2 separate regions of the Homo sapiens genome follow, and region 2 is linked to region 1. A link is an interaction called in ENCODE POLR2A ChIA-PET data of the cell type or tissue named here. Cell type or tissue: GM12878. All regions are shown on one strand.

What was found. Peaks named below come from ENCODE experiments on the same cell type or tissue, not always from the same donor. Only the 100,000 strongest peaks of a DNase experiment are listed, where the experiment ranks them.
Region 2: POLR2A ChIA-PET joins it to region 1 with 8 read pairs; 5 of 35 experiments call an interaction of 5 or more read pairs at or near these places.

What each region holds. Positions count from the first base shown.
Region 1 is chr18:63,290,526-63,294,525 of GRCh38, forward strand. All of the region lies in intron 2 of BCL2 (BCL2 apoptosis regulator), which reads right to left. Among named protein-coding and RNA genes, the nearest start is that of BCL2, 27 kb to the right of the region's middle. In GM12878, no CTCF peak of the experiment used is centred here; no DNase peak of the experiment used is centred here; H3K4me3 peaks cover 932 bases; H3K27ac peaks cover 1,680 bases.
Region 2 is chr18:63,204,536-63,208,535 of GRCh38, forward strand. The region is part of intron 2 of BCL2 (BCL2 apoptosis regulator); the gene reads right to left. Among named protein-coding and RNA genes, the nearest start is that of BCL2, 110 kb to the right of the region's middle. In GM12878, no CTCF peak of the experiment used is centred here; no DNase peak of the experiment used is centred here; H3K4me3 peaks cover 2,008 bases; H3K27ac peaks cover 3,395 bases.

The DNA.
Region 1 (4,000 bases):
GGTTTTTATCTCGAGCTAAAGAAAACACCTTAACACTCCATTCATAGTAAGGACCATCACAGTAATCCTGTGTGACAAAGCTCAGGATAAATGCCATGGCAGGAATTTCACTTGAATGAGATAGCAGGATGGAAGGAAGGAAACAGGAGCCCTTGCTTTGGAGAGATCACCTTTCATGGGCTCAGTTCAGGCTTCACTCAGCAGGAAAAAAATCTGCAAGGCTTAAATAAGTACTTCTATTTGGTAGAAGGCAATGGAAAAGAATAACCTAATTCATTTAATCTGCAGTTGCCACAGATACAAAAACAAGAGAAGATATGAACACTGTGTGGGCCGAATGTTTCTTTCCTACTCCCACCCTCATCCCACTCGGCCCTCTTTCCCAGGTCATTATCAACATATTTCAAAAGCCTCCGAGATGGTGATAAAGCGGCTCACCATCTGTGAACTCCTCCTCCACAGAAGAGTGATAGGTCTCAAGAACAAACCTTCCTACCTTAGCATGGAACAAAAGCCTGACTTCAACACCCGGCACCCACAGCTGTTTTCCACGAATAGAAAGAACACAGCCAACCCAACTGGCTCTTTGAAGGTACGCCATCCTTTTCCTGTGGCCTAATTTATGCTGCAGATTGAAAAGTGCAAAAAAGCAAAAAATGGATAAGGTTTTCACAAGAGTTACTTAGTAGATGCTGATTTTCTTCCAATATCAAATGCTTGAGGCGCATATGATTGGCTTCCATTTCTCTGTATTTGTCGAAAGAATCTCTAAATTGTTCCCCAAATGAATTATTATTTTGACTGGGGACACTGAAGTTCACGGTTATTTTTAAAAACTACATTTTGCAAAAAGTTATCACTCTTCTTACCAAAGATTCACAATACAGTGTTGATGGGAACGTGACCTAGTTGGACAGCTACCTTCAGATATGCCTGATGCCCTTCAACAGGTCATCATTTGCACTAGAAACCAATACTCATCAAGTGTCAACAGGTCCACAGCCCCGTCCTGAATCATTCAGAGGAAGTTAAATACAAGAGTTTGCAATTTAAACCAAAGTGTACCATCCCAATCTGTAAAAGACTCGGGAACACATGAAAGAGTACAAAGATAAAGCAAATAGCCTTGAGTTACTTAGTTTAGTTGGAACTATTTTTGTCACACTATCAACCGAGGCCCTGGAGTACTCATGAGTATTTCTTTTTTTTTTTTTCTCAATAAAGCGGGAAAAAATGCTGAAAGAATTTTTTAGATGTATTCCTTTCTTGTGTTGGAAAGATAATCTTACTGAAACAGGAATGGAATCTAGCTTATGTCTCTCTTTCCTATTCTTAGAATCCTAAACAAAGAAATGAATGTCTACAAGGTGGTTTGGGGAAACAGTTAGAAGATTCCCATGGGAAGCAAGTTAAATTGAGAGTCCAAGAAGACTAGAAACCACTTTATATCAGTGCTGGGCTCACAGGAGAGCTAGGTGATAGGAGAAAGGGCCAGTGATGTGGACAGATCATGATAGTGACAGTGAAGAGAGTCCAGGTAAGACCTAACGAATGACTTAATAGATCAACTGGAGTGGTTTTAGTGGATAGGTTTGCATGTTTCTAACGACACAGAAACCTACAAAATAGTTCACTGGTTTTCAGAAAAATACTGGAAGGATTCATCACAAACTCCTAGCCCCAGCCAACCCCAGTGCAAAAAAAAAAAAAAAAAAAAATCATGCCCAATCCTTCAAAAGATTCATATGTGCAGGGTTATTACTCTAGACATCAGCTTGCCTGGGACCATCCTGGCCTACCCTATTGTCCCAGAATAATGATTAATAACAAGTGTCTCAGCTTGGATGAGACATGTTATGATCATCTTAGATATGAAAGAATGGCAATCTAATAGGTTAATGAATATCAAGACAAAATACCTTTAGAAAGGCTTTCCTTTCTAATTGTGGTTCCAGACTTTATACAGCGCACTCACACGTACCATGCTAGCTGGGATCTGCACTCTGGTAATAGAAAGGGGGGGCTTGCGCACAGAAGGAAATGGGTTCATGTTGGCACCACCCAGGTGCTCAGCAAATGGACAGCAAATAAACCGTCGTTGAAGAAAGGCAATGAAAGAACCCTCTTCACCAATGTCTTGAATGAATGGTTCTTCAGCCATGACACATCGTACTGAGGAATGGCTTAACAGTTCTCCTTGATTCTGGGAGTGAAATAAGTATGGGGGTAAAGAGCATCAGGAAGACTCCCACTGCAGGAAACCCTGTGAAGAAAGTGCTGAAGAAAGCGCTCTCCCACCACGCATTAGGGAAGGAGCTCAGGAGCTCTCTGCCAACTGCAGTAGGCACGGGCCCAGAGACAGAAGATTTCTGTGGTCTGGGCACCCTTCCTGCTGCTGCAGGTGATGAGTAATAATAGCGACGGCTCTCATGTCACAACCTGGTGGCCGCTGGACCCTCACTTTGGTTGGAGGGTGTGTCCCCACAGGGGAAGTTCACAAGAGCCAAGCTGGGCTCTGAGCTTCATGCAACGTGCAAGATGTGCACCAAGACGACCTCACCCCTGGCTGGACTCAGCCCCGGGACAACACTCCCACCCCGCAGAGCCCAGCCAGGTTCTCAGTGGCCCCAAGATAGCACACAAGCAGCTGGGATGGGAAAACAAGGTTTAGTAATATGAAACCAAAATACTCCTCCAGCCTGACTGCACTGCCCAGGATGAAATTCTCTCTAATTCCACTGAACATCTTAAACCAAAACATATTCAAACCCTGAACATCAGCAGCACTCGTACTTCTCTTTTTTGGGGCTGTGAAGGGAGGGTGGAGTGCTGCAACAGAATAACAATTTTCAGCATAGGAAAATCCCCAATATGCAGGTTGTCACCTGCTTGATCTATTTTCCTCCCAACCAAGTTAAGCAATCACCAACAGTTCTCTATGAGATATCTTCCACTGAGATTAAAGGAACGACCAGCAAGAAACAGTGTATGTGTTGTGGTAGTGTGAGTGTGGGTTTTCAAATGGGTACATTCCTAGAAGACGGGACAGCAGGCTCTGAGGAGGCAGCTTTGTGGAAGAGACTGGGGTGTCCAGAGGACCTTGGATATCTGGAATACTCACATATGGTGCTTGTTCTGGGGCTGGGGGGAGACAAGTACATATAGAAATATCATAACCAGTTTTCTCCAGTAAATACACCAAAACAAAGGAAAATGGGATCAAAGTATAGCCAGCAACGTGAAAAGTCCCATTTCAAAATCTAAAGTAAGATTCCAAAATAGAACATGTTTTAACAGAGTATGTAAATTTATGGAAACACTTCCTCACCCGGCTCCTGATCTTTTATAGGTACCTCTCATGCAACAGTTCAGCTTTAAATCTTTTTTAGGAAGCAGCTGGCTACCAGAGATCTTCACTCCTGTGCTTTTTTTCTCTTTTTTTTTTTGCAAATCTAGCATCTCCTTTCCATGTGATGCACTATGCTTGGAGCTGGCAGAGCAAAAGCCTGTCATTCTTAAAACATGAAGAGAATAATTCAGCGCCTTATTTTGTGATCACAGAGAATGCAATTAATACTTTGGCTGCCTTGGTATGTAGACCAAACCTTCTGCCACAGTGTTTTGCAGTGCTGTTGTCCAGGGCAGCTCTGCCAATCTTTTCATTCCAACAGAAACGATGCCAGACTTCTCGGTGCTAAGCAAAGTATAATGAGGCGGAAGAGGTGGCTGGAACCCTCAGTGAGGGAATGTGCTCCTGGGATGATTCTCTACAAAATACAAAGCTATCTCAAGATCCAATAGCTTTTGTATCCCTGCATTTACGAAACCCAATTAAAATAAATTCTTTAAAAAGAAAAAGTAGGCTGGGCAGGGTGGCTCACACCTGTAATCCCTGCACTTTGGGAGGCCGAGGCCGGTAGATCATTTGCGGTCAGGAATTCAAGACTAGCCTGACCAACATGGTGAAACCCTGTCTCTACTAAAAATACAAAAAATTAGC
Region 2 (4,000 bases), 86 kb before region 1:
ATCACATCCATATGAACAAATCCAGGCAAAAGCAGCAGTAAAAAACCCTTGGCAGATCTCAGGCCAAATAGTTCACCCATAGAATTATGACTAATAAAAGGGTTGTTGTTTTAAACCACTATGTTATGGAGTAATCTGTTATGCAGCTAATTGATAACTGGCACACTCTGATATCTCCAAAACGATGCAATACTAGGAAGTATTATACTACCTAGGAAGAAAGGAAAAGCATGCATTCTATGTACTGACATGGTACATCTCAAGATGTACCATGATAAGATCTTACATGGTAAAATCTCAAGATATACTGTTAAATTAACAGGGCAAACAGTAAGCTGCCTTTTGTGTAAGAAAGGGAAAATTTTAAAATGTGTATATGTTATTTTGCATGGATGGGCGCTGGATATATACTCAAGAAATTAATAGACAATGGTTCCTTATTCTGATGGAAGAGCGAGTAGTGAATTGGGTGGATGGGGACGGAGGTGCTAGCGAGACTTTCCAATAAACACCTTTCTAAACTGTTCCAGTATAGGAACCATGTGACTAATACCTATGCAAATAAGTATTTTGAAAAAGGGAAAAATAAGGCTAATACAAGATAGAAATGACAAAGCTTGAAAAAGTTGAATTTCAAACTGACGATTATAATTCTGCTATGCAACCATCCTTCATCAACAACAGCCTTCCTTTGAACCGGAATAATCGTTTCTTTGTAACACATATGATTATTTGTACACCTGGCTGTCTTCCCTGCTAGATTGTAAGTGCTTTAAAAGCAGGGACCATATCTCATGCATCTTTGTCTCTTCAGCAAGTGGCAAGCATCTTGCCGGGCACAGAAGAAAGCCTTGCTCAATAACTGTTTGTTGAGTCAAAAAAATAAACAAAAACATTCGGACCTCACTAACAGTGTCTGTTGTTAATGCTGATGAGTTCAATAAAATCTTCAACAGCCTAGCTTCTATCTGTACACATCCTCCACACACCATCTTTCAGGAAAATGGTGAGCATTCCTCATGATCTGGGCTCATGAATGTACTCTGAACTACTGGGGAGAGTATATACAAAAGCTAAATTCGAACACTACGAAAAGAAAAATGCAAAACAACCTCCTCTATTTAAAAAAACAACAACATTTGACTAGAGGGGGTCTAGAAAAAGAAAAGAAGAAGGATCTTTTATTATTTCTCATAAGTAACACATTTGACTACTGTGGTTGGAATAAGCAGCCCCGCTCCCACCCCCTGCTTGCAAAGCAAACTAAGCCACCCGAATAAGTGGACCATGGGGATATAGAGGCAGAAAACTCCCGGCCCCATCCCCAGGCCTCCAGAGAATTTGACACTCAAGCCACGGTGGAGAGGTTTTCTGTTATGAGTTTAGCATTTCTAAGAAAGAGGAGACCACAGGCTTTCCCTGTAGTCCATTTCAAGAGTCTGATAGCTCTCACTGGAAATCTTCACTTCCTTTGAACTTGTACCTTCCTGCTGTGCCTCAGGCCTCTCCCTCTTCTGAGAGTTCTTGTCTCCATGTCTGATCCCTGTGAAAGTGCAGGCATTTAAGGAGGAGGTCTGGGCCCCCTTCACGGTGGTGTCCACACCTCTCCCAGGGGGATGTGCTCGGTAAGTGTGCATGCAGCACCATCTCAGCCCTGTGCATCCTGGACCGCACCAACAAACAGCACCACACAGCTTGGGGACCATGTCCAGATTCACACGCAGACGATAAGCACCGTGGCCAATACCCAAGCGTTAGATAATTAAAGGTCCCTCCAAGGATAAACACAAGTAAGAGTGGAAGCAAAGGAAGTGCACACGCTTGTCTCAAGAAAGACAGGGCATGTAGCCTTTTCCCTAGGATCTCTCATCATCTTCGCTTCTCTTTCTCACATCAAATGATGCCAATTCTTTAACTTTCCTAGGTTCCATTTCCCAATGCTTTCATCAGTTTCACTGTCTTCTGCGAGGCTGAATTTCCCTAATTAAGGGCAGTGGGAGACGCTCCACATTTGGAGTCCCTGTGAGGCAGCAAAGATGGAGAGCTGAGACTGACCATCCAGAATCCAGGTGTGCCTTCGCCACACAGAACAACAAGCATCGTTGATGCCTCTAGTAAGTGCCAGGTGTTGGGTTAGATGCTGTTGGAGATATAAAAGGTGGAGACATCATCTCTGTCACTTAATGAGAGTGACACTGATCGGACAGGATTTAAAGAAGGGGACTCTGGTGTGGGTGGGAAGAGCACAGTGGGAGGGTTGGGGCAGGGGCACGGCCTTGGGACTAGAGTAGGTGGAGGCAGTGGGGCGGGGAGGAGGAAAAGAAGGAAGGAAGAGGCCGGTCAGAGGAAGCCCAAAAGTGGATTCCTGGACACACAGTAAAAAGGGGAGGACGACTTAAAGACGGTTTCCAGATGTGGGGGTCTGGGGAGAAGGGAAGCTTTTACAGCTGCTGACAGAGGCTGACAGATGCAGAGAGGGCTCGTGGTGAGCTGGCTGAATTCGGGGTAAACAAGAGGAGATTTCATGCTTCACCTCAGATGAGGAAATAGGACTAGGAATACAGTTTTATGATTGAAGCCGTGACAGAAAAGCCTTTCCAAAGGAGCACAGTGGAGGAGAGAACTGGAGAAGAGGCACGGAGACCGCCAAGCGTTCCAGGTGCAGGCGGCAGGAGGGAGCCCAGGATGCCGGCAGAGCGAGCCTTGGTCTGTGAACCCCAGGGCCGATGGGCACCGGCTCATCTAATTCATTTGTGTACAGATCCACAAAACTGCACCTGGCTGTGGCCGTCAGTAAGTGCTATATAAATGCTTCATAAGTGTTTGTTGAAGGAAGTTGAAATGTAGTCGTCAGAAGAGTGAGAGGGAAACCAGCGACAGAGCCTTGTAAGTCTAAGAAAAAGAATTCAAAGATGGTCAAGAGCTAACATTGCACAGGGAATTACAGTATTTCCGGAAGACCAAGGGCAACTCTGATTGTTCCAGACTGCCTGGGAGCACCAGAGTCTGATTGTTCCAGACTGCCTGGGAGCACCAGAGTCTGATTGTTCCAGACTGCCTGGGAGCACCAGAGGTCTGGGTGGGGGCAGGAGTCAGTCCACCTGGAACTTCTGCCTCCAGTGCACTGAGTCTGCACGGACCACCAGGGCTGACACTGCCTTACTTAATATGGGGGTGGGGGAAGTCCCTGCGATATATAATGGTCTCAATTTAAATTCTGTGCTGTTTTTATTTTAGCTGTGTAATTTGGAAACTTCAAATAAAAAGCCTGAAAGGAAAGTTGGACTATTTAAGCTTACACAGACTCTATTAATGCTATATGGTTATTCTACCCCTGACTTTGGAAGAAGGAGAAACTGGCATGGGAATACACTTTTCTAAAAAAAATACTATTTAAAAATATGAAAGTTTATTTAACATCTAAGGAAAGGTACTTAATTAGAGGGACACTCAACAAGAAGAATTGAGGATCTAAGTAAATAGTCCCCATCTGCTCCTGGTCCTACCACCTGGCGATTACTTCCTCTTCTTCTCTGATAGATTTTAGCCAACCAATTTTGTTTTATTTGTGCAAGTTGAGAGGCCACCTGTTATGGAATATACTTCCACATTAAACAAAGTGAACATTTCCTATTTCTGTGCTTCCCATATGATTTTTAAAACACAAAGCACTCACTTTCACCTTAAACAGATTTAAGAAATGCTGACTCTGATGAACAGGTATAAACAAGGCAATCTTTTGTTTATGAAAATTGTTAACGACCTACCCACAGAAAGACATGCCCTGCGCCACACTGTACCCCCCACCCCCGCCCACCCGGCTCCCCGATGCTGGTGAATTAATCTATCCACACGTTTTTGCTCATTTCCCTGGCTGTTACCAGCTGAAGTGAAGAAAAGACATTTTACAAGGGGACATGGTATATTTGTGCTAAAACAGGCACCACACAAATCCAGAGAAAGGAGCCAAAAGGAAATACCAGGCAGAGGGAACAGCGTG